Regions from separate parts of the Homo sapiens genome. Here region 2 is linked to region 1. Evidence: read pairs that join two places in POLR2A ChIA-PET (ENCODE). Cell type or tissue: Panc1. All regions are shown on one strand. Region 1 has its middle 3.4 kb from the start of GTSF1. Region 2 holds the start of COPZ1 (coat protein complex I subunit zeta 1).

The links. ChIA-PET counts read pairs that join two places held together with the same protein. Peaks named below come from ENCODE experiments on the same cell type or tissue, not always from the same donor. Only the 100,000 strongest peaks of a DNase experiment are listed, where the experiment ranks them.
Region 2: POLR2A ChIA-PET joins it to region 1 with 14 read pairs; 2 of 35 experiments call an interaction of 5 or more read pairs at or near these places.

What each region holds. Positions count from the first base shown.
Region 1 is chr12:54,474,483-54,479,482 of GRCh38, forward strand. No RefSeq gene overlaps it. Among named protein-coding and RNA genes, the nearest start is that of GTSF1, 3.4 kb to the left of the region's middle. In Panc1, no CTCF peak of the experiment used is centred here; no DNase peak of the experiment used is centred here; H3K27me3 peaks cover 901 bases.
Region 2 is chr12:54,324,826-54,329,825 of GRCh38, forward strand. It overlaps COPZ1 (coat protein complex I subunit zeta 1), which reads left to right and starts at 306. Exons shown (of 9, transcript NM_016057.3): 1 at 306-356. The coding sequence starts at 339. RefSeq lists an enhancer at 4,366-5,000. In Panc1, no CTCF peak of the experiment used is centred here; a DNase peak (open chromatin) is centred at 116; H3K4me3 peaks cover 1,616 bases; H3K27ac peaks cover 2,872 bases.

The sequences.
Region 1 (5,000 bases):
AGAGTTGGAGAGGACAAGAAGGCCGGAAGGTTACAACTTGTTAAGGGAAAACCAAACGTAGTGTGAGGCTTTGTTCTGGGGAAAAAAAGTGTAAGCTGCAGTTCTTGTCCCCAGAGTGCTTAGAAAAACGACTCCCAAAGTGGATGAAAGGTTTAATAGCAGTACAAAAAATGCCAAAAAAAGTGGTAGAGACTGTAAATTCCTGTAAGGAAAAAAATTAATGGGGCCTGAAATGACCTGGGAAGGCATTATAGAGAAAAGGGACTTGTAGCCTTTGAAGGTTAGACAAAAAAAGGAAGGTGTTGACACTACAAGTAGATCTGGTGGTAATATTTTTCAAAACCAAGAAGTAAAAGATATGACAAAACATTCTGTGCTGTTCAAGATGTAGGAGGCAGTCTGGGTGATTAGTCTGGGCAGTGAAATATTGGGATTTCTACAGCATTTCAGTGGTGTAGAGCCCAAATAGGACTTGAGAGGACTACCCTGACAAAAACTGAATGTAGCTTTAGTAAAAAGGATCAGTGGGGCATTTTCTTTTTCTTCTTTTTTTTTTTTGAGATGGAGTCTCGCTCTGTCGCCCATGCAGGAGAGCAGTGGCATGATCTCGGCTCACTGCAACCTCCGCCTCCTGGGTTCAAGTGATTCTCCTGCCTCAGCCTCCTGAGAAGCTGGAACTACAGGCAGGCACTACCACACCCAGCTTTTTTTTTTTTTTTTTTAAGTAGAGACGGGGGTTTCACCATGTTGGCCAGGCTGGTCTCAAACTCCTGACCTCAGGTGATCTGCCTGCCTCGGCCTCCCAAAGTGCTGAGATTACAGGTGTGATCCACTGCGCCGGGCAAGGGATGTTTTCGTTTTACATGATTAATTTGTGAGCGTTTATTGTTGTTACTCCCTCCGCACCCCCTCCCCCCGACCTTTTTTTCCTACTAGAAGAGAGTTTGCTCCACAGCCATCAGTTCAGATTAAGACACTAAAAAGAACCAAGTGTTGATGGAAGCCAGGCTCAAGCCATTGTAGGCTAGTGGTTCTTAATCTTGTCTACACCTTAGAATCATCAGGGGAGCTTTTAAGACATACCATGCCAACTTCCCATCCCACACCAATTAATGTGAAAGAGCCAGGCATAGTTATTTTTAAAAATCTACCCAGATGAATTTAATGTGTAGCCAGGGCTGAGAACAACTGACCTAGGCATTGTTTTGAAATCAAAAAAGCCATTCTTTCACCCATGGCCTGGATGATTCATTTGAAGGAGGAGCAAACTGTTAAAGTGGTTTGCGAAAGATAATTGCTAAGAAGGAAAGCTTCATTGCAAGCTTAGCACTAATCATTTTGGAAAAAGTTGTTTTGGCAAATCAGTTTTAGATTGTTAGGAAATATTTTAAAACAATTTTCATGAAATCCTAAACCTCTGATTTTATCACAGTATCATTAATGCAGATTGTTGGGGCCAGTGTGATTTGAAATGAAATATTTTTTCAGGCTTTACATTGCAGTAATCTGGTGAAATTGTTGACAGTGCTACTGTGACCCATAAATACATTTTATTCAGATACCTGCAGATTGAAATTTCTGAGGAAGAAAGAGCTAAGGGCTTGGGAGGATAGGGGAATGGGTACCAAACCAGAATCCAAAGTCAGGCTTCACTGCATTCAGTAGTAATGCCTTGTCAGAATGACAGGATCCTCAACTGATAATGCTGTTTCATTTAGCACCTGTGAATAAGCCAACCAACTTTCAAACAAGCAAAAATCAAACCTGTTTTTCAATGGTGATTTTGAAATAAAAATGCACCACACATCTGTTCTTTCTATTCTTAAGTATTTTGTTCATTCCTTTCTAACTATAAATTTTCTGCTTTGTCTGAGGTCCCTGCTTAGCTTTCTTTTAGACTGGTTTTCCAGCCAGGTTGATCATATTTGAAAAGGAAAAAAAAAATGAGACAAGGCATTTTATACAAGGGTCATTCTAGGAGCTATTGGGAATTAATACCCTAAACTGAATCTGATCCGTGCTGGTTCTATCTGTGTATATACTAGCATTTACCTCTAAATGTTGTGTGTGTGTGTGTGTGTGTGTGTGTGTGTGTGTGTGTGTGTGTGTATACATTTTTTGTAGAGATTGGGGGTGGGGATCTCGCTATATTGTCCAGGCTGGTATCGAACTGCTGGCCTCAAGTGATTCTCCCACCTCAGCCTCCAGAGTTGCTGAGATTACAGGTGTGAGCCACCACCCCCAGCCTCCTATAGATTATATTCTTAGAATTAATAATAGTTGGCTGGGTGCGGTGGCACATGCCTGTAATCTCAGCACTTTGGGAGGCTGAGGCGGGTGGATTGATTGAGCTCAGTAGTTTGAGACCAGCCTTGGCAAGATGATGAGACTCTGTTTCTCTAAATACAAAAATTAGCTAGGCCTGATGGTGGGTGCCTGTAGTCACAGCTACTCGGGAAGCTGAGGTGGGAGGATTCCTTGAGCCCAGGAGGTCAAGACTGCAGTGAGCTGAGTTTGCAGTTCATTGTACTCCAGACTGGGCGACAGAGTAAGACTGTCTCAAAGAAGAAAAATTTAAAACGAAAGAATTAATAATAGTAAAAATAAAATATCTGAACTAATGAATAAATAGATCTATTCTCTTAGTTATTGGAAAAAACCCTTTGTTAGGAAGATAGTTTTCTCAGATTTTAGGATTGAAGGCATTCCAGTAGTCCTTGAGGTTCTTTAGAAACTTTCTGTTTTCAGACAACCCTAATAAAACTTAAAACTTTTGCCCGTCAAAAGACCAAAATATATTTTTTTGTTTCTGGCTTAGGTTTTATTAATCAAGTCCTGGTTCTCTCATCTAATTATTAATTTTTCTCTCATCTAATTATGATTTCTGTTTGGCAGTTGGGTGTATAATTAAAAATGGAAAAATTATTCAATAAATTCAGTTGCAAATTCTTTCAAAATGAGGGTTCGGCTGGGCGTGGTGGCTCACGCCTGTAATCCTAGCACTTTAGGAGGCCGAGATGGGCAGATCACCTGAGGTCGGGAGTTTGAGACCAGTCTGGTCAACATAGTGAAACCCCATCTCTACTAAAAATACAAAAAAAAGAAAAAAAAATTAGCCGGGTATGGCGGTGTCTGTCTGTAGTCCCAGCTTCTCAGGAGGCTGAAACAGGAGAATCGCTTGAACCCGGGAGGCAGAGCTGCACTCCAGCCTGGGTGACAGAGCAAGACTCCGTGTCAAAAAAAAAAAAAAAAAAAAAAGAAGAGGGGCTCTATGGGGTAACAGATATTCTTCTTGGTGAGAATAAGTGAGAATAGATTAGGAAATATTGCTTTAGGGGAGGGTGAAAATATGGGGTTGGTTACAATTGTTCAGGAAAAGTAGCAGGGAGAGGTAGTGAGAGCCAATGAAAATAAATTTATGTTTAAAAAAGAGTTGCTAATGAGGACTTGCCAAGAAGAGCCAACATTCAGTTCTAGAAGCTAAAGCAAAATACAGGATGAGTGAAGAAAAACTGGTAGTGATATTTTGTTTGTCCTAGAGCCATTCTATGTTCTAACATGTAAATGTTACGTATTTCTGTAATCCACATTGCCTGTAATAGTTACCTGTATACCTGACAAATCTATTCTTTATGTTTTTCCTTTACATATATAGTTCTTTCCCCAGGACTCAGCAACAAATATCTCTTACTCTCTTTCTAGTGCTGGCACCTAAGATGTAAATTGTAAGCCAAAGTTCATAAGCATCACTTTGGTAACTTCTTAAAAGACTGTTGAAAAGATGGTAGGAGGTGTGAACCTATGGATTATGTTGAAAAAGAAAAAGATGGTAGAAGGGCAGAATTATACTAAAAAAACCTTACTAAAAGTTCTGTAAAGGACTGGTCTTCCGTAGAACAATTCTAAAATTCCAACACTGCTGTTTTGTGGATCTATTATTTTAAGGCATATAAAATGTTTAAATCCAAGGTTAATTTTCTCTGTGAAGCCTTCTTTTAACCTTTACTTGGGATTAGTCCTTACATTTTTCCTTCCTTCCTTCCTTCTTTTCTTCTCTTTTTTCTTCCTTTTCCCTCCCTCCCTCCCTCCCTCCCTCCCTTCCTCCCTTCCTTCCTCCCCTTTCCCTTTCTTTTTTTCTTCTCTCCACAGGGTTTTGCCCTGTTGCCCAGGCTGGTCCCGAACTCCTGAGCTCAAGGCATTCCCCTGCCTTGGCCCCCCTGAAGTGCTGACATTAAAGGCAGAAGCCACCGTGCAGCCCCAAATCCTTATATTTTCTTGTAATCTTCCTCCACCCTCCTATCCTCCCAGCACTGAAACTGTCCGTGACACCAGTGGCTCTTAAAGTGTGGTGCATAGACCAGCAGCATCGGCATCACCTGGGATTTGAGGAAATGCACATTTTGGGCCCCATTACAGACCAACTGAATCAGAAACTCTGGGGGCTGAGGTGCCCTACAGTCTGTGTTTTAATAAGCCCTCCAAATAATTTTAATATCCAATAAAGTTTGAGAACCATTGCCCTATACTATAGTTGCCAACATTGTTCCCCAATAATGGACCATGGCCACTACAGTTTTTTTTTTAATTGAGGCGATTGGCAAATAAATTGTATATATTTAAGGTGTACAACATGGTGTTTTGATCCAAGTATACCTTGTGTAATGATTTCCACAATTGAACTAATTAACAAATCTATTATCTGACACAGTTATCTTTTTTTGTGTGTGTGGTGAGAATACTTAAGATCTATTCCCTTAGCAAATTTCAAGTATGTAATACATTATTATTAACTATAGTTACCATGCAGTACATTAGGTCTCTAGAACTTATTCATCTTAAACTGAATATTTATACCTTTTCACCAACATCTATCTCCCTATTTCCCCCAATACACTACAGTTCTTAATTAAGTAGTAACATAGTAGATACTTGATTATTTGACTTGAGAACAGGTGTATTTTTTCAGGTGCTGCAGCAACTATATGATATCATCTATCTTG
Region 2 (5,000 bases), 150 kb before region 1:
AAATCAGTCCGACAATATCACGTGTCCTCGGCCCTACCAATTGAAAATTAACAATCGCTTCTTCTGTTCCCCATGGAAACAACCCCGCCCCACTAACCCTCCCGCCCCAATGAGTCGTGAGGTTTTGGCGTTTTATTGAGTATTCAAGCTGACAATCAAACACCTGAGCCTTCTGGTTGGACACTTTGCTTCCGGTAAGCAAGCTAGTACAATAATTGGCCAATAAAGCAAGCCTTACCCAATGATCCTTATCCTAGGCGGGGCCTAATGGGAACGTATGGCCAATCAGCGGCGGCGTTTCTTTTGCGGCTCCACGTCGGCACCAGCTGCGGGGCAAGATGGAGGCGCTGATTTTGGTAGGAGCTGGAGGGGCAGCAGAGATGCTGTGGTGTCCACAGGGGCCGGGAGTCAGGGTTCAGCCCGAGTGGGAGACGGGGAAAGAGAGTTCCGGGTAATTCTTGGGGACTGAGCGTTCTGCTGACCTTTGGAATAAGTGTGTGGCCTAGTGTAGGAGCTAAAGCCTTGGTTTAGAGTAGGAAGCCCTGCCGGGGAGAGGGCATAGAGTCGGTGGAAAGTTGAAGGCAGCACATGGACTCCTTAGGATACACAGACCTGTAGGCGTACTGGATTAGGACCCTTCAGGTTGCCCCTTATTTTTAGCATTGTGGATGATACCCTGATTTTAATTTACCAAACCACCAAACTCGCCCCATATTGTAAGAAAAGAATACAGATGTTTTGTCGTTACAGACTCCTCCTGATGGTTTCCCAAGTTTGACTCTCCATTGCCGATTCCCTGCCACATTCCTTCAGGAAACTGTTTTGTCTTCGGTTTCCTGTTAATCCCTATTATATAGGTTTGTCAAATAATCAGTATTCCATCAAAGTTCTGGGATACCTGATAAAGTTAGCATGGATTGTGGAATATTTTTTCTAGACTCCTTATTCTGTTCTCCTTTTCTCTACCCATTTAGACCTTAGGAATTCTTTTTTTTTTTTTTTTTTTTTGAGACCGAGCCTTGCTCTGTCACCCAGGCTGGAGTGCGCACGTGGCGCGATCTTGGCTCACTGCAATCTCCACCTCCCGGGTTCAAGCTATTCTCTTGCCTCAGCCTCCCGCGTAGTTGGGACTATAGGCGCGTGCCACCACGCCCGGCTATTTTTTTTGTATTTTTAGTAGAGACGTGGTTTCACCATGTTGGCCAGGCTGGTTTCGAACTCCTGACCTCAAGTGATCCGCCCGCCTCGGCCTCCCAAAGTGCTAGGATTACAGGCTTGAACCACCGCGCCTGGCCAGGAATTATTATTATTATTATTATTATTATTATTTTTGAGACGGAGTCTCACTCTGTCGCCCAGGCTGGAGTGCAGTGGTACGATCTCGGCTCACTGCAAGCTCCGCCTCCCGGGTTCACGCCATTCTTCTGCCTCAGCCTCCGGAGTGGCTGGGACTACAGGCGCTCGCCACCACTCCCGGCTAATTTTTTGTATTTTTTAGTAGAGACGGAGTTTCACCGTGTTAGCCAGGATGGTCTCGATCTCCTGACCTCGTAATCCACCCGCCTCGGCCTCCCAAAGTGCTGGGATTACAGGCGTGAGCCACTGCGCCGGGCCAGGAATTCTTATTGTATGATCTAGGATGCTAATTTCTCCCTCTCTGGTTACATGAGAATTGTGGTCGCTAAAGGGCTGTATTAGCCCTCTTGTCCATATGATGCTTTATGCTTGTTCTAACAAATAAAATACCTGTTACCCCTTTTTAGAACTGGACCAGAGAATTTCTCTCAAAAGTGCCCTATTTTGCGATTTGGAGGGGTGTGTGTGTGTGTGTGTGTGTGTGTGTGTGTGTGTGTGTAGGTAGGTAGGTAGTATAGTGTAGGAATTTAACTCCCAGCCTTCTTCCTTAATTGGCTTGAACTCTAGGCCTCTTTCCAAAGAAGCTTGTCTTTTATTTTCCTTCAGATCTCCTAAGCATACACATTCAGATCCTCATCAGATAAAAGAATAACAGGTTTTAATTCCTCTCTTTCAGTTAAAGACAGTTAATTCCTTATGTCGGTTGGTCAAATATAGGTAAAAAGCTTAAAATCTGAGTAGTTTTAAATATTTTCTGTACCAAGCAGTTAACAAGTATTCTTTTTTTTTTTTTTTTTTTTTTTTTTTTTTTTTTTTTGAGATAGAGTCTGGCTGTGTTGCCCAGGCTGGGGTGCAGTGGTGCAATCTTGGCTCACTGCAACCTCCGCCTCCCAGAATCAAGCAATTCTCATGCCTCAGCTTCCTGAGTAGCTGGGGTTACAGGCACGCGCCACCATGCCCAGCTAATTTTTGTATTTTTAGTAGAAACAGGGTTTCTCCATGTTTGCCAGGCTGGTCTAGTCTTGAACTCCTGACCTCAAGTGATCTGCCTGCCTTGGCCTCCCAAAGTGCTGGGATTACAGGTGTGAGTCACTGCACCCCGGCCAGTTAGCAAGTTTTTTTTTTTTTTTTTGGAAACAGAGTCTCGCTGTGTCACCCAGGCTGGAGTGCAGTGGTGTGATCTCACCTCACTGCAACCTCTGCCTCCTGGGTTGAAGCAATTTCTCCTGCCTCAGCCTCACGAGTAGCTGGGACTACAGGCACGTGCTGCCACACCTGGCTAACTTTTTTGTATTTTAGTAGAGACGGTTTCACTGTGTTGCCCAGGCTGGTCTTGAACTCTTGAGCTCAGGCAATCCACCTGCCTCAGCCTCCCAAAGTGCTAGGATTATAGGAGTGAGCCACCGTGCCCGGCAGCAAGTATTCTTAATCAAGAGGTTGAGTGCAGTGGCTCATGCCTGTAATCCCAGCACTGTAAGAGGCTGAGGCAGGAGGATCGCTTGAGCCTGGGAGTTTGAGGCTGCAGTGAGCTATGATTGTGCCACTGCACTCCAGCATGGGTGACAAAGCCAGACCCTGTCTCTAAAAAAATAAGAATAAAAAACCTCCCCCTAAACCCAATTAGCAGACTAGGATAGATTCTAGGGAATTGGTTTTTTTGGAAGTTTTTAGACTTACCTATATATGTTTAGAAGGGAGCCTGCTTAAAGGTAAAGGAATGAGGAAGATAATAATTGGGGAGCCCTTTTAACAATGGGCCTGTGTGTAGTGGGTAAGCTGGGGGAGTTATATGTGAAAGTATCTCTGTCGGGCGCAGTGCAGTGGCTCATGCCTGTAATCCTAGCACTTTGGGAGGCTGAGGTGGGCGGATCACTTGAGGTCAGGAGTTCGAAACCAGCCTGGCCAACATGGTGAAACCATGTCTCTACTAAAAATACAAAAAAAAATAGCTGGGCGTGGTGGCACGAGCCTATAGTCCCAACTACTCAGGAGGCTGAGGCAGGAGAATCACTTGAGCCAGGGAGGCAGAGGTTGCAGTGAGCCGAGATCGCGCCACTGCACTCCAGCCCAGGCGACAGTGTTAGACTCCATCTCAAAAAAAAAAAAAAGGCCGGGCACGGTGGCTCACGCCTGTAAATCCAGCACTTTGGGAGGCCGAGGTGGGCGGATCACGAGGTCAGGAGTTGGAGACCAGCCTGACCAACATGGTGAAACCCGGTCTCTGCTAAAAATACAAAACTTAGCTGGGCGTGGCCACGCCTGTAATCCCAGCTACTCAGGAAGCTGAGGCAAGAGAATCACTTGAACCTGGGAGGCAGAGGTCGCGGTGAGCCGAGATGCGCCACTGCACTCCAGCCTGGGTGACAGAGCAAGGCTCTGTCTCAGAAAAGTTAAAGAAAAAGAAAGTCTCTCTGTCACATTTCTCTTCCCTTAGTTCTCTGTCTCTGCTTCTTCAGTGAAGTCTGTTTCAGCCTGCTTCTTCCTTATTCTTTTGCTTTAATCTATGCCTAATAGGCTGCATTCACAGATCCCTGCTAACTTGATCAGGTAACCCTGGACTTTGCTTTTAAAACCACACTGGTTCTTTGTTATGGGAAACCTATGTAATGCGGTTAGGGACAATCTGATCAAAGCATATTCTTCTGTCCTTAACTCTACAAGGTACATACATAGCTGCAGGATGTCGAGAAAAAGGGACAGGTAAGCTACAGGGGGTCAAGAAGAACTGTTGATCAAAGTTTGCATTGATTGTGGAATTTCTAAATAACAGTAAGTTCCCTTCTTTTAGGTACTTTACAGTGGGTCACATGGTCACATTTCTTTCTTGAATTAAGTAATCCAGCTCTAGCTTTCAAGCAGATTTGTCTAATCTCTCTCAGGTCTCCTTAGGCTCTAAGGAAAGAGACCCTTTCATCTCTTTTAGTTCCCAATGCTTAATAATAGTGATCTCAGCCTGCATCTTTGGACTTGGCTTCTTCTCTCTTGCTGTATCTGCTGGTTCTCGCTTTTTGAGTTGTGAATGAAGAGGATCTCTGCAGATCACCATTCTCCATTAATAACCTGTGGAATCTTAAAGATAAGGATTTCCCCTTCCTCCTTCCTGCTTTACTTTTTTTCTTTAAAGCTGAATTACTCGGGCCGGGCTCGGTGGCTCACACCTGTAATCCTGAGGTGAGTGGATCACCTGAGGTCAGGAGTTCAAGACCAGCCTGACCAACATGGTGAAACCCGTCTCTGCTAAAAATACAAAAATTAGCTGGGCGTGGTGGCATGCGCTTGTAATCCCCAGCTACACGGGAGACTGAGGCAGGAGAATCGCTTGAACCTGGGAGGCGGAGGTTGCAGTGAGCCGAGGGCCATTGCACTCCAGCCTGGGCAAAAAGTGAAACTCTGTCTTAAAAAACAAACAAAACTGAATTCTGTATCGGTTTAGATCTTTAAATCTTTGTTCATAGGTTTTATTTTTCCTAATCCTCTCTGGATTCACTTTCAGAGTGCTTCTCCAGTGCTTTACAGACTAGACTTCTAATTCTGTACTTTGTCTTACCTTAATATTTTAAAACCATAACCAAATCCTAAATTCTAAGCCTCATTAAAAAATCAGGCCATCCAAAGTGCACAAGGATATGAGTATGTATGGAGGA